Linked DNA regions of Homo sapiens: region 2 is linked to region 1. Evidence: read pairs that join two places in POLR2A ChIA-PET (ENCODE). Cell type or tissue: Caco-2. All regions are shown on one strand. Links, peaks and the distances in the headings refer to the core of each region. The heading gives the core; the rest is flanking DNA.

Region 1 (8,000 bases), core at 1-8,000:
CAGGAGATTGAGATCATCCTGGCTAACACAGTGAAACCCCCTCTCTCCTAAAAATACAAAAAAATTAGCTGGGCGTGGTGGCGTGCGCCTGTTGTCCCAGCTGTTGGGGAGGCTGAGGCAGGAGAATGGCATGAACCCGGGAGGCGGAGCTTGCAATGACTCGAGATTGTGCCACTGCACCCATCCTGGGTGACAGAGCAAGACTCCATCTCAAAAAAAAAAATTTAGAGTTAGGCTGGATGCATTGGCTCATGCCTGTAAATCCCTAGACATTGGGAGGCTGAGGCCAGAGTTGCCCAGGAGTTTGAGACCGCCCTGACAACATATTGAGGCCACATCTGTACAAAAAAAAATTTTTTTTAACCAGGCAAAGTGGCATGCTCGTACAGTTTTAGCTACGGGAGTCTGAAGTCAGGTGGAACACTTAACCCAGGAGTCCAAGGTTTGTAGTGGGCTATGATTGTGCCACTGTACTTCAGCATAGGCAGTGGAGTGAGACCCTGTCTCAAAAAGGAAATAAGGATGAGGAGAACATCTTTTTTGTTTTTCTTTTTTTGTTTTAAACACTTCTGTAATTCAGCATTGCAAGTTTGTGTTCTTCCAGACTTTTATTTTTCTTACACTATTTTAATATCTTAAGCTTATTACTTTTTTTTTTTTTTTTTTTTTTGAGACAGAGTCTCGCTCTGTCACCCCGGCTGTAGTGCAGTGGTGCAATCTCAGCTTACTGCAAGTTCTGCCTCCCCGGTTCATGGCATTCTCCTGCCTCAGCTTCCCCAGTAGCTGGGACCACAGGCACCCGCCACCACGCCTGGCTAATTTTTTTTTTTTTTTTTTTGTATTTTTACTAGAGACGGGTTTCACCATCCACAGGATGGTCTCGATCCCCTGACCTTGTGATCCGCCCGTCTCGGCCTCCCAAAGTGCTGGGATTACAGGCTGAGCCACCGCGCCCAGCCAGCTTATTACTTTTTTGCAGAGTGTATATAGATGGCTTAGTATTTGGCACTAAAGTGATTCTTGGGGATTTTGTAAATCTGACAGGTTGGTTTTTTGGTTTTTGGTTTTTTCTGAGATGGAGTCTTGCTCTGTCGCCCAGTCTAGAGTGCAGTGGTGCCATCTTGGCTTGCTATAAACTCCGCCTCCTGGGTTCAAGCAGTTCTCCTATGTCAGCCTTCCAAGTAGCTGGTACTACAGTAGGCACACTCCACCAGGCCCAGCTGATTTTTGCATTTGTAGTAGAGATGGGGTTTCACCATACTGGTCAGGCTGTTCTCGGAATTCCTGACCTCAGGTGAGCCACCCGCCTTGGCCTCCCAAAGTGTTGGGATTACAGGTGTGAGCCACTGCGCCCAGCCCTGATATTCAGTGAATTTTTAACTCTGTGCTAAAGATTAAAATTTTTAGCCGGGTGTGGTTGCTGTCACCTGTAATCCCAGCACTTTGTGAGGCCAAAGCAGGAGGATTGCCTGAGTCCAGGAGCCCGAGACCAGTCTAGGCAACATGGCGAAACTGCACCTCTACAAAAAATACAAAAATTAGCCAGGCATTGGTGGTGCATGCCTGTAGACCTAGCTACTGGGGGGCTAAGGTGGGAGGATCAGTTGGGCCCAGTACATCAACGCTTCAGCAAGCCAGGATTGCGCCACTGCATTCCAGCCTGGGTGACACAGTGAGACCCTGTCTCAAAAAAGAAAAAAAGTAATGAAAATTTTCTAACCAGTAGGTAGAATACATAATAAGGTTTTATACAATTTTGTAAAATATAATGTGCTTTGTGGTTTCTTTTCTTTCTTTTTAAGGCTTTTATTGAGATGGAGACAAGAGAAGATGCAATGGCAATGGTTGACCATTGTTTGAAAAAAGCCCTTTGGTTTCAGGGGAGATGTGTGAAGGTTGACCTGTCTGAGAAATATAAAAAACTGGTTCTGAGGGTATGTAGTATTTGATTTGTCATCATTTAACAGCTTGTTTTTACATATTTAAAGCCACAACATTCTTTTAAACATTTTTGTATGCTAAAAATACAGGATTATTGAAACCTATTGAAATAAGTTATTGAAAGAGAACAACCTTTTTTTCTGGTCTTTAATGGCAGAAGTTTTTAAACGAGTCTTCCCTAAAGGACACCTTCATTGCTCTTATCTGTTTAAGTTTTTCATAGCGTTCTGCTACCAGAATGTTTTATTTTCCACTTCTCTGTTGGTATGGTCATGATGAATGTCTGTAGGCAGCTTAGGTTCTCAAATAAGGTTACGGGAATTGAATAAGCTGAGTTGATTATAGGGATTGTCTCCAATTATTAATTCACTGGATAATTGTGTATTCTGCAAATGTGTTAACTTCTGCAAAACTTTTGTCTTTTAGATTCCAAACAGAGGCATTGATTTACTGAAAAAAGATAAATCCCGGTAATTTCATTTTGTTTTTCATATGTGTGAGTATATTCAACTTTACTTTTTCAGACAACAAATTAATTGTGGTGTGTCCTTTTGATTTCAGAAAAAGATCTTACTCTCCAGATGGCAAAGAATCTCCAAGTGATAAGAAATCCAAAACTGATGGTTCCCAGAAGACTGAGAGTTCAACCGAAGGTAAAGAACAAGAAGAGAAGTCCGGTGAAGATGGTGAGAAAGACACAAAGGATGACCAGACAGAGCAGGAACCTAATATGCTTCTTGAATCTGAAGATGAGCTACTTGTAGATGAAGAAGAAGCAGCAGCACTGCTAGAAAGTGGCAGTTCAGTGGGAGACGAGACCGATCTTGCTAATTTAGGTGATGTGGCTTCTGATGGGAAAAAGGAACCATCAGATAAAGCTGTGAAAAAAGATGGAAGTGCTTCAGCAGCAGCAAAGAAAAAGCTTAAAAAGGTAAAGAAAGATACATTGATTTGTTTTAATAGAACATTAGATCAGATCAGTATTTCAAGTTATTTACCTAAGCAGGATCAGATAGAATTATATGATTTAAATCAGAAAATAAATCAGATATGAACCAGAATATAAACATTTAAATCTAAACTCTGCAATAAATAATTAAATAAGACATTTTATTATAGTTGGCAAAAAACATCAGCTCAAAGAGGAAACTTTTCAGTAAAAATGAGGGAGAAAGACTCAAAATATATGTGCTTCTGTATTGTAGTGGTGTAGTGGTAGCATATAGGTAGGCAGCCTTATAGTGTAGCTTTGAAAAAAAAAATACAGGACGTGAGTTTGCAGTAAGTTAACTGACCCAACATAGTTAAAACTTTTGCCACTCATTCAAAAATTATTGAATAATTTTTCCTATTTGAGAAATGTTGGCCTGGTCAGATACCTTAGTATCCTTTAAAACAATTTTATTTGAACAAGTAAGTCATTTAGAAGCCATGTATAAAGTGAATATAAATATAAAAATACACACATGCTATAAAGAAGAGTAAACAAAGGACCCACATTGAGCTGACTGCCTAGCTTAAGGAGTAGGGCATTAAAATGCCTTTGAGGCAAACTTTTTATGTTAAATGGCTCATAAAATGTCGGAGTCAGGCGGGCCCAGTGGCTCACGCCTGTAATCCCAGCACTTTGGGAGGCCCAGCAGATCAGTTGAGGCCAGGAGTTCAAGACCAACATGGTGAAACCCCGTCTCTACTAAAAATATGAAAATTAGCCGGGCGTGGTGGCACATACCTGTAGCAGCTACTTGGAAGGCTGAGACAGGAGAATTGCTTGAATCTGGGAGGCAGAAGTTGCAGTTAGCCAAGATCACATCACTGTACTCCAGCCTGGGTGACAAGAGCAAGACTGTCTCAAGAAAAAAAAAAAGTAGAGCGAAATGAGATTTTTGCCATCCTATTCCATATTCCATTGGTTCCTTTTATGCAACATTCAACTCAAAACCAATATTTACCTCAGTTTTTATTTGATGGCTTGGTCAAATAACTTCATTAATTTTTCTCACTAGAGCTGATCATTATGTTTACATTTGTAAATGCTAATAATTACTGATGTTTATGGCATTTAATGCCATACGTTTTTCTAAGTTTAAATTTATTAATTTAATCCTCACAGTAACCATATGCATCTCATACTGTGATCTCCAGTCCATAAATGAGGAAAATTGAAATATGGAGAAGTTAAATAATCCCATACTGCTTATAAGACACAGAGCCAAAATTTAAACTTGGGCAGTCATTCTTCAGAGCATGATTGTTTTTTTTTTTTTTTTTTTTGGAGACGGAGTCTTGCTCTGTTGCCCAGGCTGGAGTGCGGTGGTGTGATCTCAGCTAACTGCAACCTCCACCTCCCAGGTTCAAGTTCTGCTGCCTCAGCCTCCCAAGTAGCTGGGATTACAGGTGTCCACCACCACACGAGGCTAATTCTTGTATTTTTAGTAGAAACGAGGTTTCGCCATGTTGGCCTGGCTGGTATTGAACTCCTGAGATCTCAGGGTGATCCGCCCACCTCAGCCTCCCAAAGTGCTGGAATTACAGGTGTGAGCCACCATGCCTGGCCCAGAGCTTGGTTTTTTAGCCATTACACTGTTTGAGTATTTGCTCTAAAGAGTAGGTATTTGCAGTATACTGTCTTACAAAGGATATTGCTCAACTTTTACCAAATCAAGTTTTTTACACATTGCCTAGCAGCATTGTAGTCTCAGAAAAGATAAAATATGAATATTCCTATCTCATTTAACTTCTGCTCTTTGTGTGAGGCAGACCTTCCATTTTTTAGTTTTAAAATAAGCTAAATTATTTTTCAAATTATCAGTAATTTTTTGGAAGAAAGGAAGAAGTTACTATTTTGAGCCAATGAATAAAGACAAAGACGCGGCCGGGCACGGTGGCTCACGCCTGTAATCCTAGCACTTTGGGAGGCCGAGGTGGGTGGATCACGAGGTCAGGAGATCGAGACCATCCTGGCTAACACAGTGAAACCCCGTCTCTACTAAAATTACAAAAAAAATTAGCCGGGCGTGGTGGCGTGCGCCTGTAGTCCCAGCTACTCGGGAGGCTGAGGCAGGAGAATGGCGTGAACCAGGGAGGCGGAGGTTGCAGTGAGCCGAGATCGCGCCACTGCACCCCAGCCTGGTCGACAGAGCAAGACTCCGTCTCAAAAAAAAAAAGGCAAAGACGCTATCCGTTTCCCTTCAAGTAAAGCAGACAGAAGGGATGCTGCAGGATAATTGTTGCAGAGTAAATTTGTCTTTCTTAACAGCGTCGTTTTCCAGGGAGTATGGAAGGTTTTGTCACTCTAGATGAGGTTGGTGATGAGGAAGATTCGGAACTTCAGAAACTTCGTAAATCGGGCATGGCATTTAAATCTGGTGACAAAAATGATGATGGTTTGGTTGAAATTAAGGTGGACAAGATCGAGGAACTTGATCAAGAAAACGAAGCAGCGTTGGAAAATGGAATTAAAAATGAGGAAAACACAGAACCAGGTGCTGAATCTTCTGAGAACGCTGATGATCCCAACAAAGATACAAGTGAAAACGCAGATGGTCAAAGTGATGAGAACAAGGACGACTATACAATCCCAGATGAGTATAGAATTGGACCATATCAGCCCAATGTTCCTGTTGGTGAGATTTAAGTCTTTGTTCTTCACCTTCCTCACTCTCCTCAAAACAAACTCTTAGGTTTTAAAATAAGATTTTAAAGTTGGTCTTACATAAGCTGTGATAGCATTTTAAATTTGCTTTGTTTCTATGGGGAACAATTTATAAATCTTAATTGATATATTTTCCTCTCATGCATGTCTCTGATTTTGTATTATTTTCTGTTGTTATTCCACAATGTGTTCCCTTTTTTCGTAAAATTTCTTGCAAGTTACACGCTTTTGTTTTGCTTTTCTGTGTTGTTTTTCTGTATTATATTTCTTTTTTTAAGAATACAGTTAGGTGAGACCTCAAACATCAATTAGGTAAAAGCAAAATATGGTTCGGTTTTTGTTTTTTATCTTAGGCTGTATTGGACTTCTCAAAAACATGTTGTTTCATTTAAATTATGTTGACAGGTGAAATTGTGAATACTAAATAAAATCTTCAGTTTAATTTGTAAGAATGTATGTTTGTATTTCTAGGTATAGACTATGTGATACCTAAAACAGGGTTTTACTGTAAGCTGTGTTCACTCTTTTATACAAATGAAGAAGTTGCAAAGAATACTCATTGCAGCAGCCTTCCTCATTATCAGAAATTAAAGGTAAGGTTGAATGTAAAACAGTTCTTTTGTGAAAACTTAACAAGTTATGGAAATAAGTGGGGTATATAAGTAAAATGTGTATAGTGTTCTCTCTAGACTCAGTGCAGTGCTTTCTCCTGAAGATAACTTTTTATTTACTTTTTTTTTTTTTTTTAAAGACAGTTTCTCTCTTGTTGCCCAGGTTGGATTGCAATGGTGCAATCTTGGCTCACTGCAACCTCTACCTCCTGGGTTCAAGCAATTTTCCTGCCTCAGCCTCCCAAGTAGCTGAGATTACAGGCATGCACCACCACACCCAGCTAATTTTTGTATTTTTAGTAGAAATGGGGTTTCACCATGTTGGCTAGCCTGGCTGGTCTTGAACTCCTGACCTCAGGTGATCCACCCACCTCAGCCTCCCAAAGTGCTGGGATTACAGGCATGAGCCACCGCGCCTGGCCTTTTCTTTCTTTATTGATGGGTTATCAAAACATCTGTTGAACCTCTTGTCATAGTTTACCCTTGCTACATAACAATTTAGTGTTTTCTAACCATATTATAAATTCTGTGGTAGAATTAAACTTATTCAAGTATTCTCAGATTGTTGTTGGGCTGTACTTTCTCTAATTTGAAAGATGCTGGGAGTCTGAATACTAAAAGTGGCATGACCATTCATATTAAAATAATTTTTAATATTGACATTATTATTGACACTTCAGTTATTTTTATGACCAAAAGTATATAAAGATCAAAAGCATAAATACATAAACCACAACATCACTAAAGAATAATTCCTATTGAGATATATTGAAATTTGTTTTTGTAATTATCAGCTTCTTTGGACTACCTATTGAAATAGTGACTGAAACTTAAAAGTAGTTGCTAAACAAGTCAATTATAGATACCTTGGTTTTTCACACTGCTTTATAATAAGTTAACTATAGTTACTCAGTCATTAGATATGTTCTCTGTTGACTAAATGGATGAATGTAATCTTTAATTTTGGAAATAATTCAAGTTCTTGGCTGTGTGTCACTTCTGTTTTTTTTTTTTTTTTTAAATGTAACTGCTCTTTGCCACCTATATGTCTTTTACCATCCTGTATATGAAGAAAGAATTGTGGCTATTTGCAATGGTAGCAGCAATGTAGTACAAATTATTTTATTTTATTTTTTTGAGACAGTTTTGCTCTTGTTGCCCAAGGCTGAAGTGCAATGGCGCGATTTTGGCTCACCCCAACCCCCGCCTCCCAGGTTCAAGCCATTCTCTTGCCTCAGCCTCCTGAGTATCTGGGATTACAGGCATGCGCCACCATGCCCAGCTAATTTTGTATTTTTAGTGGAAATGGGGTTTCTCCATGTTGGTCAGACTGGTCTTGAACTCCCAGCTTCAGATGATCCTCCCACCTCAGCCTCCCAAAATGCTGGGATTACAGGCCTGAGCCATAGTGCCCGCCCTGGTACAAATATTTTTATCTGCTTTGATTTTAAGCTGTTTGGGGTCAAAAACTATATGTATTGTCGAGAAGAATATGGAAATAATATAAAAGATTGCTAGGTGCTTCTTGTGGCTCCTTTTATTATTTCCTTATATTTTATTTATTTTTTTTTTATTTGAGACAGAATTTTGCTCTTGTTCCCCAAGCTGGAGTGCAATGGCACAATCTCAGCTCACTGCAACCTCTGCGTCCCGGGTTCAAGCAATTCTCCTGCCTCAGGCTCCCGAGTAGCTGGTATTACAGGCGTGTGCCACTTCGCCTGGCTAATTTTTTGTATTTTTAGTAGAAACGGGGTTTCACCATGTTAGCCAGGCTGGTCTTGAACTTCTGACCT
Region 2 (16,257 bases), core at 3,966-11,965, 60 kb after region 1:
GCCCAGGAGTTCAAGACCAACCTTGGCAATAAAGTAAGACCCCGTCTCTACAAAAAATTCAAAAATTAGCCGGGCATGGTGGCATGCACCTGTGCACCGGTAGTCCCAATTATTTGGGAGGCTGAGGCAGGAGGGTCACATAAGCCCAGGAGTTTGAGGCTGTAGTGAGCTATGATTGTGCCACTACACTCCAGTCTGGGTGATAGTCTGAGACCCTGTCTCAATTAAAATATACATCCCAGATTTGCGATGTTTTAATTTTTTTTTTGAGATGGAGTCTCACCCTGTCACCCAGGCTGGAGTGCAATGGCACGATCTCGGCCCACCGCAACCTTCGCCTCCCAGGTTCAAGCAATTCTCCTGCCTCAGCCTCCCGAGAAGCTGGGATTACAGGCACACACCACCACACCCAGCTAATTTTTGCATTTTTAGTAGAGATGGGGTTTCACCATGTTGGCCAGGCTTGTCTCAAACTCCTGACCTCGTGATCCACCCGCCTTAGCCTCCCAAAGTGATGGGATTACAGGCATGAGCCACCATGCTCGGCCGTGATGTTTTAATTTTGTGACTTTATGACTTTGTGGTTTTTGAGGATGAAGTAAGACACTTAGCTCTGCCTTACCCATAGTATATGTTTGCTAAATGTTAACTGTTTGTTATCAGAGCACCTGGTGACATTTATTTTATATATTTACTGGCATCTTTATGCGGGCCCCACAAAGTATCCTCCACGATCTTTGCAAAAAGCTCTGGTACCAAAGGGAAATGTTAGTGGCTCTTCTAGTCGCCATTGTGGCAGGCTGCTGACATATTTGGAGTGGATGGATTTTGCCAACAAACTGATGCTGCATTTATCTCTGTCCTACTCTGAAGAAAGCAAAGACATCCCTCAGCCCAGTGGCTATTAAGAAATGGAGAGGAGGCCAGGTGCAGTGGCTCATGCCTGTAATCCAGCACTTTGGGAGGTTGAGGCGAGCGTATCACTTGAGGTCAGGAGTTCAAGACCAGCCTGCCCAATATGGTGAAACCCCATCTCTACCAAAAATATGAAAATTAGCTGGGCGTGGTGGCAGCCACCTGTAGTCCCAGCTACTCAGGAGACAGGAGAATCACTTGAACCCTCCGGGAAGTGGAGGTTGCAGTGAGCTGAGATCGCACCACTGCACTCCAGCCTGGGTGACAGGGCGAGACTCCATCTCGGAAAAAAAAAAAGGAAAGAAATGGAAAAAGTGGAGAGGAAAGGATTCACAGGACCCAGCAGTGACTCTTCCGGCCCCATCCTCTTCAAGACCTCTGAGGCATGTCTGTGCCTCATTCTCTCCCTCCAGCCAGTGAGCACTCCACCAGCCCATCTATTCCTGATGCTCCCTGCAGGGCCTGCATTGCATGGGACCTAACCACACAGCTCCAGCTCAGAGGCCATCTGTTGGAGTGCATGAGTCCAGCCTAGTTCTTCATTCCCCTCCCAGGACCGAACCATACCTGGCACTGTGTTGTCAAGTATGAAAGCAAGGCACCCGCCCACAAACATCTCCGTGGTCAGCAGCACAATCAGAATCTGATCCACTTCAAGAATGCCTGTGGAATAGGCCAAGGGCCAATGGGTGTCATGGCCCAATCTGGAGAGCAGAGTTGAGGGACTTCCTCTTGTGCAGCTATGGCAAAGGAACAGTACAAAGCCCTGTCTCAAACCTATCTCTGTCTTTCCTATCTCTGGGTTCAAGTCCCAATTCTGCCAGTTGCTAGTTGTTCACCTGGGACAAATCACTGAGCCTCATCTTCCTCATCTGTAAAGTTGAAATGATAATGGAGAAATGATAAATGTAGATAAATGGAGCTGTTTTGAAAATTAAATAAGCACATGTAAAGGTCAATATCTGTCCACAGGAAGTGTCTTAGTAAAGGACAGCTGTGACCCAAGCTCTCAGCTGCTGGTTGACACCCAGAGTTGGGTACGATTTGTGGCTGTAGCTGTGTGGAGCCTTTGAGGGAGGGGGCTGTGCTCAAAATTTTGGGCCCACCCCGCCTTTGGAGACAGTAAACAGCTGGAGGCACCTGTATTGATGGCGCCAGGGTTGGACTCCAGGTAATTGGGCAGCGTGAGCCCGAAGAACATGGAAAATCCCAGCACGAAGAGGTTGCGAGAGGAGTTCATGTCCACAAATTGCAGGTTGGACAGCCCCACAGCTGTAATCATGCCTAAGGGCGCAAGAGAACGGCTGGAGGCGCCGCACACGCGTAATCCAGGTGAGTCCCACTCGGCGACCCGCACCGCGACCCGTGGCCCGCGCCAGACACTCACCAAAGAGAGTGCAGAACATGCCCCCCAGGATGGGGTCAGGGAGCGAGGCGAAGAGGGCCGTGAACTTGCCGATGGTGCCCAGGACCAGCATGATAGCCGCACCATACTGCACCACGCGCCGGCTGCCCACCTGCCGGGGAGCCAGCGGGGAAGCTAGACCTGGGGACGAGGCTGGGGCGGGGTTAGTTCCAGGGGCGGGGCCTGTTATAAGAGCGAGGCATAAACCGGCTGGGGCTTGATGCGGGGGCGAGGCCTCTCAAAGACAGGGTGGGGCTAAACCAAAGTGGGGACCGAGTTGGGGCGGGGCCTGCGGCCCACGGAATTAGGGCAGGATTTGGCTCTGGCTCGTCGCGACACCTTGGTAATTCCCAGGACGCCAATGTTGGGACTGGACGAGGTGGACCCGTTGCCCGTGCCCAATAGCCCCGCGATGATGCAGCAAATGCCTTCGGTGAAGATGCCCCTGTAAGGAAAGGGAGAGTCGGGGCTTGGTCCAGCCTCTGCACCAGTCTGTGTTCCCCCATCATCTTAGCAAGCTGCCGTCCTCTGGGGCTGTGGGGGCTGCAGCTATCAGCTGTAGCACTCCCTACTACAGGCCAGAATGCTCAGGCTCCAGAGCTAGTCCTAGTGCCCTGGCACTTACTCCTGTGGGTAATTCTGGCCTTCAATTTCCTCCTGGGATAAATACCGGTGCCCGTCTCACAAAATGCTTCAAAGATTGCATAAGAATGCACAGTCAGAGCCGGGCACATGGAGGGCTGTCAATGACGGTGGTTCCCTTTGGACTCCACCATCTTCTCAGCTACTCCCAGCAAAGACAGAGGGGTGATGAGAGGGCACCCCCATCGCACAAACAAGGAGAATGAGGTCTGGAGCGTGTTCCCGACTTGCCTAAGCCTACCCCCTGGGCCTCCACCCCGTTCCTGTGTGTGCTTCCTGGGTGGCGCCTGAGGAGATCAGATACTGAGGAGGGCAGGTAGGCTACCTGTTGATAGCATGTACTGGAGGGGGTGGTGCACCAGCCAGGCGGGCACAGGCGTAGTAATCTCCGATGGACTCAATGATGCCTGCCAGAGTGGCGCTGAACATTCCCAGGACAGCAGCCGCAGTCACCGTGGGCAGGCCCCACTGACCTGTGCTCGGAGGGAGACAGGATGGTGGCTACAGTGAGGAGACTGTGATGGTTAGGAATAGACAGGGCAGTGCTGGAAGGAGCAAGAGCAGATCAGGAGACCTCAGGCTGGGATGGGAGCTATACAGTTGTGGGAGCTTATTTGAGTCACTCAGAGCCAGGAAGTGGGACTGAAGCTTTGTCTAAGTAAAACACCACTCTGCTGGGCGCACTATAAATGTGCGGCTAATGCTAGGTGTGTCACCTGCTGGATTGGGGTCACCAGGAGTCTGTCTCATAGGTGGTCTCAGTTGGGGGCAGAGGGGCCCAAGGGGTGTTGCTCACAGGGGTAGGGGATGCGGATCCAGGGTGCAATAGCCATGATGTCACCACGGGCATCGGTTCGTGCCTGGAAGCCATAGGCTTTTGGGTCTGTGGGCAGCACGTCTGTCAAGGTCAGGACATAGCAGAGCAGCCACACGGTCATGATGGCCAGCATGATCTGAAGGAGGGGGGTGAGGGGGCACTGAAGGCACTGGAGGTCTCTGTCCAGGCTAACCTGCTCCCACCTCAGCCCAAGCCCTGGCCATAGTCCCAGCCCCAGCCGCCTGCCAGGTCCTCACAGGAAACATTTTGAAGATCTGGATGCGGAGGAGAGTGAGGCCCTTGCCCCAGCGGTAGACAGGCAGCAGGAAGGTGAGGTTGCGCAGGTACTGGGAGAAGAGGATGATCAGGAGAATGGAGCTGGGGGCAGAGGCACAATCAGGAAGTGGATGGGAGGCCAGGCTGGGGCCAGGAGCCGGGAAGAAGGACCAAGGACATGAAGAGGGTAGGGTGCTGGGGCTGGGCAGGGATCAGGCCTGGTGCCTGCTCACCAAGCTGAGATGCCCCAGTGGGAGCCAGCTCGGTCGCCAGCAGCTTGGAAGACAGAAAGGCCAATGAGGGAGACAGTGGGGGTGACTGTGAGAGGCCCAATGTAGTTGAGCAGGGCCCCAGGCAGCCCCAGCAGGCCAATCACCACCTCCACCACGCTGGACACCATGATTGCACCCTGGACCTGGAAGGGCAAACATCAGCCGTAAGTCACCATGTAAAGGTCATGACCTGGCTGCTGCTAGCAGGAACAAAGCTCCTGGACCACCTCCTCAAATCCCCAAACTCAGCGGCCACCCTCACTCCCATATAGCCCCTCCTCAGGACCCGGCCTCTTCTATGCTTACATGCAAACCCACCTCCCGTATCCGTGGGTGCCAAATATGAGAGGTGTTCAGGGGCAGACTCCAGTTACCGTAGATCTCCTCTGGGGGTAGAGTCAGGGATACACACACGGACCAGGTACAGAGACAGAGAGGGAGAGAAGATGCTGCCATGGCTGCACCCTGGTGTTGACCCGGGACAGTTGCTCAGACCTCCAGGTCTCTGGGCCTCCCCTTTTCCCCAGTGCAGACCCCAGAAGTGTACCCACCTTCCGGGGGGCATTTCCATCTCTCCAGAGCCAGTATGGCTTTGGCTGGAACCAGAAATGCAAAGGCACTGGCCTGGAACAGCGGCAGCCTGGAGGAGAGGCACAAAGCAACAGGGGTGGGGAGGGGCGGGTGGGGAGGAGGGATAAAGATGCGGGGAGAGATCAGGAAGGGAGAGCACAGAGAGAGTGACAGAGACACAAGGGACAAGGGCAGATGGAAATCGTTGAGGCCCCAGGGAAGACCATCTCTAACATTTTGGCTGCCCAAGGAAGAAAACAAATGGAGCCCCCAGCTCAAAACCTGCCCCCTTCCCACCACCAGCTCCTGCACTGTGAGGAGGGGGCACCTGCCCGGAAGTGGACACCTCAGTTCCCGCATCCAGGTTTCTCTCACAATCTTCCCCTGTCCCCCGCTGCTCAAACAGCTCAAATGCCACCCAGGCCTAGGGCTGTGCACTCGGGAGCGTGGGGCCCTGGGAGGGTGGGCTGTCGAAGAGGCTGGCACCAACCCTGGGAGCTAGCTCAGGGCTGCCATCTGGGCAATATTCAGAATGGGGTTTAAGAGGGGAGAGCCGGCTAGGCTTGGTGGCTCACGCCTGTAATCCCAGCACTTTGGGAGGCCAAGGTGGGCAGATACAAATACAAAATTAGCCGGGCATGGTGGCGCATGCCTGTAATCCCAGCTACTCAGGAGGCTAAGGTGGGAGAATCGCTTGAACGCGGGAGAATCGCTTGAACCCGGGAGGTGGTGGTTGTGGTGAGCCGAGATCACGCCACCGCAATCCAGCCTAGGCAACAAGAGCAAAACTCCGTCTCCAAAAAAAAAAAAAAAAAAAAAAAAAGAGGGGAGAGCCAGCGAGGGTACAATCCCTTAAACTTGCAGATGCCTGGTCTTTGAAGTGTGCCTAGATCAAGATTCCCAGGGTTGGGGCCACGCTGCCCAGCTCTAAGGCTGGCCTGGGATAGGAGAAGCAGGTGGAGGCAGAAAGCGGCTTTTTTGTCTCACCAGTGTCCTCTGGGAGCCCACCTGCTCCTGCTGTGTGGATCACAGTGGAGGGGTGGCGGGGGACGGGTTGGGGGGCTGGGCGGCTCACCGGATGCCCACGGTGGTCTGGATGAGAGTGGTGATGCCCACGCACGTGAAGATGGTGCCGATGAGCTGACTAACCATGTGCTGGTCGTGGCCCACACACAGCGCCTCAGCCAGCAGGAAGGGCACGGCGATGGTACCACTGAAGCATGTCAGGTAGTGCTGGGCAGAGGGAGACAGCAGAGTGCATGAGGCAGGACCCCAGAGCTCCAGGGAGAGGGGACAACCTAGTGTCCTCATGCCTGCCTCAGCGGGCCTGGAACCGGCTGCCTGCCCAGGACTGGCAGTCCCCACAAGGGATTCCCAGAGAGCTACTGCTGACCACTCTGGGGGTCACTAATTTCCACTCAAGATATTCCTGCGGCTTCCGTGGAGTCGGCTCTGCTCCCTGTCACCAACACCCCACCTGGCAAGCGTCACACTCCCCCAGGGAGTTCATCTTCTTTCAGGATTCAGCCTCTTCCCGACTCCTGCTTGCTGACAGCCACTGTGCTGACCTCAGGTTTTTCTTCCTGTTACCCAAGATACTCCCTGCTGGCCAGGGAGGGGCTGGAGTCCCCGGGGAGTGTGCAGAGTGAGGGCGGGGAGGCCCTGGGGGACCCACCTGGAAGCCCAGCAGGATGCACAGGTACCAAGGTGGCACGTCCTCGATCTTGTACAACATGTCAAACTTAGGCTCTGTGGGTAGCGGGGTCGAGGGGTCCCTGGTGGTTTCATGCTGGAGGCAGCAGAGATAAGTAGCTTAGGGTGAAGTGATGGGGACAGGCAAAATCCATTCTGCCCCAGAATCAATCAGGCAGCCCAAGTGGCTTGTCAGCAACTGAGAGCGGGGTTCCCGCCCTCCCCAACAGTCCATCCACCCGGGTGCCACTTGGCCTGGCCACAGTTTTCTCCCACTTTGCATTGCTTCCCGCAGGGATGAGTCTACTGTGCCAGCTTCTAGAGCCCTCAGGACCTGCCATTTTAGCCAGGGAAGTGGACCCTTAAGTCAGAAGTCTTGGAGACCACAGGAGAGGGGGCCAAGAGGGCTCAAGACTGTGGACAAGTCCAATCCGGTCCCACCTCTGCCCCCTGGAGATCCTTGGGGTGTCACTGGCCGGGAGATTAGGCCTCTCCTGAACCCCAACCTGGAGTCAGCCAGTCCCAAAGCTGCAGGCTCCTTCACCCCCACCTCCACCCATCCCCCAGTTGCCACATTCAATTTGGGACAGTCACTCTTATCAAGTTCATCAGAACGTTTATCTCTGGCCTCCAGGAAGAAGGCCTGCACAGGCCCTCCAGCCCCCCACCCCCCCTGCCCCCCCTAGCCCCCACCCCCAGCCCCCAGCACCTGTGTCCGGCCCTCGAGGTCCTCCTGGGCCCTCATCTTTGGGGCACAGGTTTGAGCAGTTCCTGAGGAGAAGAGGGGATGACTTGACAAAGGCCAAGGAGGAGGACTTTACTCCACATATCAGGCATTGTTTGAAGTAAATCTGTAACCAGATGCCCAGCTCTGGATTGCGAAAGGGGGGCCCGGGCAGAGGTAATGTATTAACTCTCACTAGGACAGTAAAAGCCACCCAAGCCTCTGCCACATGTGCCCTTCCCTGCCCACATCTGCGCCTGGGCGCTGGACCTGTTCTTGTTTCCCAAGAGAGGGCCAGAGTCGAGGGGGTGAGGACCAGAAGTTTACCAAGCCCCAGGTGAGCGGAGAAAGAGGGAGTGGAAACAGGCACTTATTATGTAACCCCCTGTATGAGGCCCTTCCCCACTGATTAATAACTAGTTCATCATTATCATCATCATCATAGTCATTCTCGTTATTGAGGAATGGCCTTGGCCTTGTGCCAAGAAACATGGATCTGCACTGTCCCAAGTAACCCCTGTGCTGGGCGGTATTAACCCCTTTAACAGCGAAGGAAACAGATTCAGTAGATGTGATTTGACCCAAGCCATGCAGATAGCAAGTTTGCAGAAACCAATCCTAAAATTCAGGTTGGTCTGAGCTGCCTTGCCCTCACCACCCTGCACCCCTCAGGGTCCCTGAGGCAGGCAGCAGATGGGCCTCTGCAGGCAGAGCTGCCTAGGCTGGCCCAGCCGGGTCTGCACTCTGTGTCAGGGCACAGATCCCTTTCCCCTCCCAGCCACATAATTTCTGGGACCCAGTGCAAAGTAAGAATGTGAGGCCTTTATTCCAAAAGTATAAAGAATTTAAAGATAGCAGGAGCATTAGATGGAGCGTGGGGCCTTTCTATGCACCAAGCCCTGTGTGACTGCCCATCACCTAGCCCAGGAAGGCAGTCCTATGCCCAGCCTGTCTCCCCTCCTGGCAGGCCCAGCCCAGCCTGGCCCTAGGGCCTGAGATGGCAGAGGGGGACATGGGGAGGGGCCCTAAGAACTCAGGCTCCTCAGCTGGTGAGGGCTGGGCCTGAGGTCCCCATTCTGTTCCCCTCTGGGCTGCCCCAGCCCCAGCACTCTAGAGCCCACCTACTTCTGGGTCGCTGTGCCCATGGCCAGGCCCTGCCTGAAGGGCCAAGGGGCAGCACCGCTCTCCAGCTGGGCAGCAGCTTCATGCCACAGCACTGAGTCCGCCCGCCTGCCGGTGTCCACACTGTTCCTCTGTCCGCCTGTCCTCTCCTCTCCCTCTTGGCTACTGCTCCCAATTTCCAAAGTTGCTGGACCAGTTTGAAGCCTCTGCAACTCCCCAGCACTTTTCTCTCCAACTTCTCCTCCCAGAACTCCCCAGGGTGCTGTGGAGACCAAGCCCGACCCCCTGCAGATACGGCTCCATGGACACTCAATTCAACCCAAACCACACAACACGCATAGAGAACAAGGTGGAGAACACGGTCCCAGATCCACAGTAGCATGAAGGGGCCCACACACCCAGAGCTGATGCAGCCTCTCTAATCACCCCACAGAAACACAGGTCCACGTCATGGGTGCCCGGCTCCACACCCTGTCCTGAAAGCTTAGTGGGTTTCTTGGGCCCTGACTTTCCTCCTGGTGTCTAGGGTTTCTCTCCTGAGTGAAGGCCACGGATGGTGGGGCTTCAGGCAGGTCCTGGAACAGGTGAAGGATGGAGGGGGCTGAGTGCAGCTCCCAGGGAAGCTGGAGTGGCCAGGGCCTGCCCCAGGCACCTCCATTCCCCCAGCAGCCCGCCTCTCCGGTCCCCTAAGTCTGAATCCCCTCCCAGCCCTACTACTACTCAGCCAGGGACTTGGCCCAAACCCCTTCTGTTGTCTAAGTTTCGGTTTCTGCATCTGTCAAAGGGGGATTAGATTGTCTTCCTGCACATGGCTCTCGTGCAAAATAAAAATATTTCTAAAAATGAGGGTTAGAATGTTCTGTCTCTCTCCCAGGGCTTGGCCAGATCAGAGACACTCACAAACGAAACTGAAAGTTCTGGTGCCACCGATCTCCAGTTCCCAGACCTAGGTGGGGTCCAGGGCTTCTTTACTAAGGAAAAGCCCCAGCCAGAAGAATTTCCAGAGAAAGCAGGACTGAGAACCAAAATGTTGAATCTGGCTGGTCAGAAACCCAGGGCCCATCCATACCAGCTGGGGTCAAAGGCAGAGTGTGGAAAATGAACAGCCATTGGGTGTAGACCCAGTGAGACGTGTGTTCTCGGAGGGGTGCAGATAGCATGGAGTGGCTGGAATAGGTGTGCCACAAGGTGGCCTGCGTGCACAGTTTTCCTTGGTTCTCTTTTCTCATGAAGGCTCTGAAGACCTGGGATGTCACTGAAACCACCTTTGCAAAATTATGACTGAGACAGTGAAAGAGATCTAACTTAATCAGTTCCATCTTGCTTCTAACCTCCAAGTTGTCTTTCTTCATTCCTGAGTGTAGGCTGAACTAACCTTGGGAGAAACTTAGTTTTTAGTTTATAGTCTAAAACAAAGACAATAACAGCCCTTTCTCAAAGCAGACCTCCTTCTTGCCTGAGGACTAGATTGCCTTTGTAGGATGGAGCAACATTAGCCACAAGATGAGAAATTTTGGTTTAGGAGTCATGCAGCTAGAGGTTACAAGATTCTGACCCTCTCTAAACTGCTCCTAAGATCAGTGCTTGAGATACTTTGCAGACCCTGCACTTGATAGATCAGCTGGCATCACCCAGATCCATAAATTGGCTCGTTGGGACTTGTGGCCTCCACCTAGGAACTGACTCAAGGCAAGGAGACAGCTTCAACTCCCTATGATTTCAGTCCTGACCAATCAGCACTCCTGGCTCACTGGCTTCCCCGCCATCCACCAAGTTGTCCTTAAAAACTCTGCTCCCTGAATGCTTGGGGAGACTGATTTGAGTAATAGTAAAACGCTGGTCTCCTGCACAGCCAGCTCTGCGTTAATTAGTCTTTATTGCAATTCCCCTGTCTTGAGCAATCGGCTCTGTCTAGGCTTGAGCAAGGTGAACCCTTTGGGCGATTACATCACCACACCATTGATGGCTCCCTCTTACCTCTGGAAGTTGTAGGGATGCAAATTTGGCCTTCTGTAGGAGGGATGTAATATTGTGAAATATATATTTGGTCTTTGACCTCTGTTTCCTGGAGTACAATTTCTAAAATCTTAGAATCCCCAAAATGATGTCTTCTTGTGTGCTAATGATTGACTGATGGCTGGCAGCCCCTAGGGTAGCTTCAGGACAGGGGCTGGTCACCAGAGAGACCAAGGCAGGATTTCAGCCTCCCCTCACCCCCCATCCCCAGTCAAGGGAGGGCAGACAGGTTGGAGGGTAAGTTGTTCGCCAATGGCCAATGGCTTAATGAATCATACCTACGTAATGAATTATCCACAGAAACTCAAAATTGCAGGGTTCAGAGATCTTCTGGATAGCTGAACACGTGGAGGTTCCTGGACGGTGTTGCATCCATGGAGGGCATGGAAGCTCCGAGCCCATTCCCCATACCTTGCCCTACACATCTCTGCATCTGTATCCTTTGTAACATCCTTTATAATAAACTGGTAAACGTTTCTCTGAGCTCTGCGAACCACTCTAGCAAATTAGTTGAACTCAAAAGAGGGGGTTGTGGGAACCTCATCTTGAAGCCAGTAGGCCAGAAGCTCCAGAGGCCTGGAGTTGGAACTGGTGTCTGAATGGGGGACAGAATGGTGGACTGAGCCCTCAGCCTGTGGGATCTGACACTATCTCCAGGTAGATAGTGCCAGAATTGAATTTTGGAGGGCACCCAGCTGGTGTCAGCTGCAGAATTGCTTGCCTGGTGTGTGGGGGAAAGCCCCCACGCATTCGGTCACAGCCATCTTCTGTGCTGTTGTCGAGTGAGAGAATAGAAAAAGCATTTTGAAGGCCGGGCGCGGTGGCTCATGCCTGTAATCTCAGCACTTTGGGAAGCCAAGGCGAGCGGATCACCTGAGGTCAGGAGTTCAAGACCAGCCTGGCCAACATGGTGAAATCCCGTCTCTACTAAAAATACAAAAATTAGCCGGGCATGATGGTGGGTGCCTGTAATCCCAGCTACTCAGGAGGCTGAGGTGGGAGAATCGCCTGAACCTGGGAGGTGGAGGTTGCATCGAGCCAAGAACACTGCACTCCAGCCTGGGTGACAGAGTGAGACTGTCTCAAAAAAAAAAAATTGATTTTGAGAGTTTTTTTTTTTTTTTCACAAGGGACATCAGCAGAAACACCAATGTCTGCACTCCCAGCCCCACAAGCACCTTTTGCAGAGAAAAGAAGTGAGGTCACTGGGTTTTATTTGAGTCCAGAGGGGAAGGCGTTGACTCCCACCCAGGCCCGAGTGCCCTGAGGCTGGAGGAGGGAGGCAGGATGGCAGCACAGAGCAAGGGCTTCCTGCCCTCCTGGCTGCCTGCAGACGGGAGTGGAGACCGTCAGAGCAAGCCCCAGCTTCTTTCAGAGGAGGGTAGAGTCCAGGACTAGAGCTCTTCTCTTGTGGCTGACACCTTCTCTGAGCAGGCCCCCTGGGGTCCCCCACATAGCAATGCCTCCAGAGCCCCTCGGCCTTGTTGGTGGGCTTCATAGATCTGGTCTTCTCCAAACTCCCCCAAGTAGTGCAAACATGTCCTGGAGAGCCTAGGGGAGCCCAGCAGGAGCCTCAGATGCTGCCCAGCCCACAGTGGGGCAAACCAAGGCTCCAGGAGCTTCATCCTATCCCCAAGCCCCGGGCATCACCTGGTAGGCCAGGGGCCCCCTGTGACCATCACGCTGATGCTTGGCTCTGGCCCCTCGCTAAGTCCTGGGCCTGTGAGACGTTTCACTTGGTCCACTTCTCGAACTCCGTAGCTGGTGGCAGTGGAGAGGAGAGGAGTACAGTTTTGGCAGGAGCCCAGCCAGGGAGAGACCCATCTCCACAGCAAGCTGGACATGCTGGGCATTTGTGGAATTCAGAGAGGGAAAGCCCCTGGCCCAAGGTCACAAGGTGACCTTGTCCACTGGCCCTCTGCTCTCCCACTTGCTCTCAGCTCCAGAGCCCAGACTTCATCCCAGCCAGCCCCTCCCTTGGACCAGAGTCCTAGAGGAGTGTGTGTGTTGTGTGAGCGGCTGAGTGGGAATCTCCACCCACCAGGCCTGCCCTTGGAGGAGGGAGGTGGGGGGCAGGATTGGCAACTCACTCCTGCCAGTTCCGGGAGCAGCTCCGGTCCAGGACATCCGTGTAGACCAACTCGCTCAGCTCCCGCCGCCCCCCAGAGTTTGAGGTATGAAGTTTGGTCTCTGCCTTTGCCAGATTTTGCCACATCTGGAACAAGGAGGGACTGGGAGGCAGGGCCTCAGGACTGCTGCTCAGTTAGGGGGAGGTGGGGAGGATAGGAGCAGAGTCTCTGGGGAAAATAAAGTGGCAAGAGAGCCGTTTGAGCAGGAAGCACCTGTGAGGCTGTTGCATGGCCCCTCCCCCAGCCCCCAAAGCTCTCTGGGATGGGGATGGGGGATGGGAAAGAAATGCTGAAGTGGTAGGTGAGGCCTGGGCACTGGGGTCCCTCGTCCAGGGCACACCTGCCCAGTGGCAAGTGTCATTTTATTTTTATTTATTTATTTATTTAGAGAGAGTCTCACGCCGTTCGTCGCCCAGGCTGGAGTGCAGTGGTACGATCTCAGCTCACTGCAGCCTCCACCTCCCAGGTTCAAGTGATTCTTCTCCCTCAGCCTCCCAGGTAGCTGGGACTACAGGTATGTGCCACCACACCCGGCTAAAATTTTGTATTTTCAGTAGTGACGGGGTTTCACCATGTTGGCCAGGCTGGTCTCGAACTCCTGAGTTCAGGCGATCGGCCCCGCTCAGCCTCCCAAAGTGCTGGGATTACAGGCGTGAGCCACCGCGCCCGGCCGGCACGTGCCATTTTAAACCACAAGAGCAAGGTAAGAAAAACTGGAGCCCAATATTCAATCACACAAGTACTCCCAGGCCCCCACCTCACAGAGACACTGGCACGCAGGCATGCTCAGCAGGTGTGTGTGTGAAGCCAGACACACGCATACTCACGTGCAGGCGCTCACACGTGTGCACTTGCACCATGTACACATAGCCAAAGCCGCCCCGTCAGGGTTGGGGAGGGAGTCCGGACTCAAGGATGGGCCTGGAAAGGGAGAAGTCTAAGGACAAGTGAGTGATTCCCTGGGGTCTCAAAATACTGAGGAGGTCTCCCAGATTGTCTGCTGTTAGGCAGGCAGATGGGTAAACTGAGGCATGGAATATATGAAAGGCTGCATCTGTGGCTTGATGCCCAGTGGTAGGGATTGGGGATCAAAGGCCGGTGGTGGAATGTGAGGTGGGTGGAGGGGTCTGGCTTGAGAAGGGGTGTGAGCAGGGCAGGGTGACAGTGGTGAAGGACTCACCTGGTAAGCCACAGCTCTGCAGGCATCACAGCGCAGGTGAGCGGGCATGTGGGCTGAGTACATCTCCTCATCATCCAGTTGTGGGGCTGTGGCTGTGAGTGGCGCCCTGTCCCCGAGGCCCCCTGGGATGGCCCAGGCTCCCAGCAGCAGCAGCAGCAGTGGCAGTGACAGCCTCATGGCCCCAGGAGCCAGTTCAGCAAGTGTAGTCTGTGGTTGAGGTGCAGATGTGTGTGTGCTTGTGTGGTGTGGGGACCGCCACAGAACACCTGGCCTAGACCAATGGGGAACTGACACCTCACCCCTCCCATCCTCCTCCCACTCCCTCCTCCAGGGCCCCGAAGATGCCACGTGGGCATTGTCCTCTAGCTGGACCCTGGCTCCAGCCATCTCAGCTCCATTTCACAGATAGGGAGCACTGAGGCAAGGAGAGGGGCTGGGCCTAGGCAGGAACACATAGGGGCCGATACTGCCCACATCCTGTGATCTGGCCAAGTGGCAGGCACTGTGCTGAGTGCCTTGTGGGAAGAGTTGGTTGGCTGCCGTCATCTTTTTTTGTTTCATTGACCTTTCTGAGAAATGAGACTGTCATGTTTATTCTGCCTCTTCCGACACAAAGGCTCAGAGAGAGGTGACAAATCCAAGGCCACATAGCTAGAGGGGCCATGCTGAGAAACCCAAGCCTGATTGACCCCAAGGCTCCCTGGCCACTCAACCACCAGAAGGAATGAGGTGTGGCTGCCAGCCTCCTGGGAGGCAAGTTCAGGGAGACAGGGATGCTACAGTGTTTCCAAGACACACATGGTCTCCTTCCCTAGCCCTGAGGTCCCCTCCACCCAGGCCATACCCAGGCGTGGAAGGGCACTGTGGAGGGTGTTGAGAGGCTGTGGCAGGAAATCAGGCACCTCACACCAGTTATTTCAGCCATGATGGCTCCATGGTCAGTGATTTATTACACACCAGGATGAGGTAAAGACACCTGGGGTGGCCCCAGGGCCCTCCATGCCATCGGAGCTGGCATCTCCAGCTAGAAAATGGCCAGTTGTTCTGATTCGTAGCTCTCCTAGTCAGCTTCCAGTCCAGGGCAGAGGGCAGGGACTGCTAGGGACCTGGGCCCCCTGACAGGCCTGGAACAACGAAGGCATCCATCCCCATCCCTGCCACTGCTTCTCATGGAAACTGTCCTTCCCAAACTCATCACATCACACACCAGGCTGGCAAGGGCCAGCCATTTCCGGTTCAGAACTATATACAGACCCCCACGCACACCACCTCCCACCTCATGCAGACCCCCCTCATCTCCCTCAGAGGCTCCTGGAATCTCAGGGCAACTGAAGTGCAGGCTCTGGGCCCTGTCCCTTGCTGTGACTGGTCTGTAGGGCCAGCCCCTCTCTGGCCATTGTTGCCACATCTGTTACTGGGGAGTGGAACCTGCCAAGAGCTTCAGATCCCTCTGGATACTCCACCAGGGGTATCGCTTCTACTGCTGGCCCTAACCCACCTTCTGGCCACACAGAGGGGTCAAGAGGCTCCTGTGGGACAAGAGCCCAACCCTCCCTCTTCTCAGAGCTTCCTGATGACCATTTCACCTACTCCCGATGTAGGGGGTGGGGGACTGAAGCCCCACCCCTGGCCCAAAAATGAGTCAGCTCAGCTCTGAGGGCCAGGCTCCCCATCTTCCCACCCCAAGTTCCAGGCTAACCCCCAACCCAGGCCCTCCCTGTATTCCTTGCTTTGCCTCCACCTGCTGTCCCCCGCCTTAGCTCTTTCTCGGAGCCAGCCTGGCCTGGGCTGTACTGGCCACTTTCCCCCCAGTAACCTCCAGGGCCAAAGCTCAGCTCCTCTTCCTAAGAGCAGACTCGACAGCCAGAGTCCTTCCTGCCACCTCACCAGGGGCACTGGCCAGCCTCACCTCAGCTGGGCCCACCATCAGGGAGGGCAGACAGTTCCCCGCCCTGTCTCCTGCTGCTCCCGTTCCTGCTGCCCCACGGCAGCCACAGCACCTCCTCTGATCGGCTCCTGGGGACAAGCCCAGGGATGCCTCACTTTCCCTATTTGCTTGCCCGCATATACACATATACACACACCCACACACCACACCACACCACGCCCTGGGAATGCCTGGGAAAGGGATACATAATTTTGTTGGGGGAGGAAGTAGGCAGCCACTTCCTGGGTGACTCCAGCTCCACCAGCCTCGGGGCTCAGATTCATTCTCTGAAGATCACTTCCTGTCCGACGACTGACTGGGATGGGTTAAAGACAGAGGCGACGGAAGGAGAGGAGGGTAGGGGCTTGGATGCCAGAACCTCCCAGGCATCCAAGGGCTCCAACTCCATGGGGATCGGCCCGGGGCCTCACAGCGGGAACAATGAACCCTTGCCGGGCTGGGTGGGACCTGAGCTGGAGGGCGGCGCACAGAGGAGCAGAGGAGGTGCGGGGTTGGGGGTCCCGCTCACCGGCAGGTAGTAGGTCCCGTCCAGGGGCCCTGCCTCAGAGA

Evidence for each region. Peaks named below come from ENCODE experiments on the same cell type or tissue, not always from the same donor. Only the 100,000 strongest peaks of a DNase experiment are listed, where the experiment ranks them.
Region 2: POLR2A ChIA-PET joins it to region 1 with 18 read pairs; 10 of 35 experiments call an interaction of 5 or more read pairs at or near these places.

What each region holds. Positions count from the first base shown.
Region 1 is chr5:139,320,096-139,328,095 of GRCh38, forward strand. MATR3 (matrin 3) reads left to right here. Exons shown (of 15, transcript NM_018834.6): 10 at 1,803-1,934; 11 at 2,368-2,411; 12 at 2,503-2,872; 13 at 5,345-5,567; 14 at 6,068-6,189. Among named protein-coding and RNA genes, the nearest start is that of PAIP2, 18 kb to the right of the region's middle. RefSeq lists an enhancer at 1,983-3,182. In Caco-2, for the core only: no CTCF peak of the experiment used is centred there; no DNase peak of the experiment used is centred there.
Region 2 is chr5:139,375,920-139,392,176 of GRCh38, forward strand. SLC23A1 (solute carrier family 23 member 1) reads right to left here and starts at 7,378. Exons shown (of 15, transcript NM_005847.5): 1 at 7,299-7,378; 2 at 6,573-6,686; 3 at 5,973-6,130; 4 at 4,879-4,967; 5 at 4,646-4,713; 6 at 4,289-4,470; 7 at 4,037-4,157; 8 at 3,759-3,915; 9 at 3,288-3,435; 10 at 2,660-2,765; 11 at 2,303-2,432; 12 at 2,056-2,199; 13 at 1,483-1,578. The coding sequence starts at 7,334. MZB1 (marginal zone B and B1 cell specific protein) reads right to left here and starts at 13,994. Exons shown (of 4, transcript NM_016459.4): 1 at 13,761-13,994; 2 at 12,542-12,666; 3 at 12,102-12,212; 4 at 11,548-12,002. The coding sequence starts at 13,937. The coding sequence ends at 11,846. PROB1 (proline rich basic protein 1) reads right to left here. Exons shown (of 1, transcript NM_001161546.2): 1 at 14,673-16,257. The coding sequence ends at 16,115. RefSeq lists enhancers at 4,923-5,863, 6,339-6,388, 7,989-8,058, 8,079-8,248, 8,629-8,798 and 7 more and silencers at 6,679-6,738, 15,131-15,180. In Caco-2, for the core only: no CTCF peak of the experiment used is centred there; DNase peaks (open chromatin) are centred at 6,604 and 7,462; H3K4me3 peaks cover 889 bases.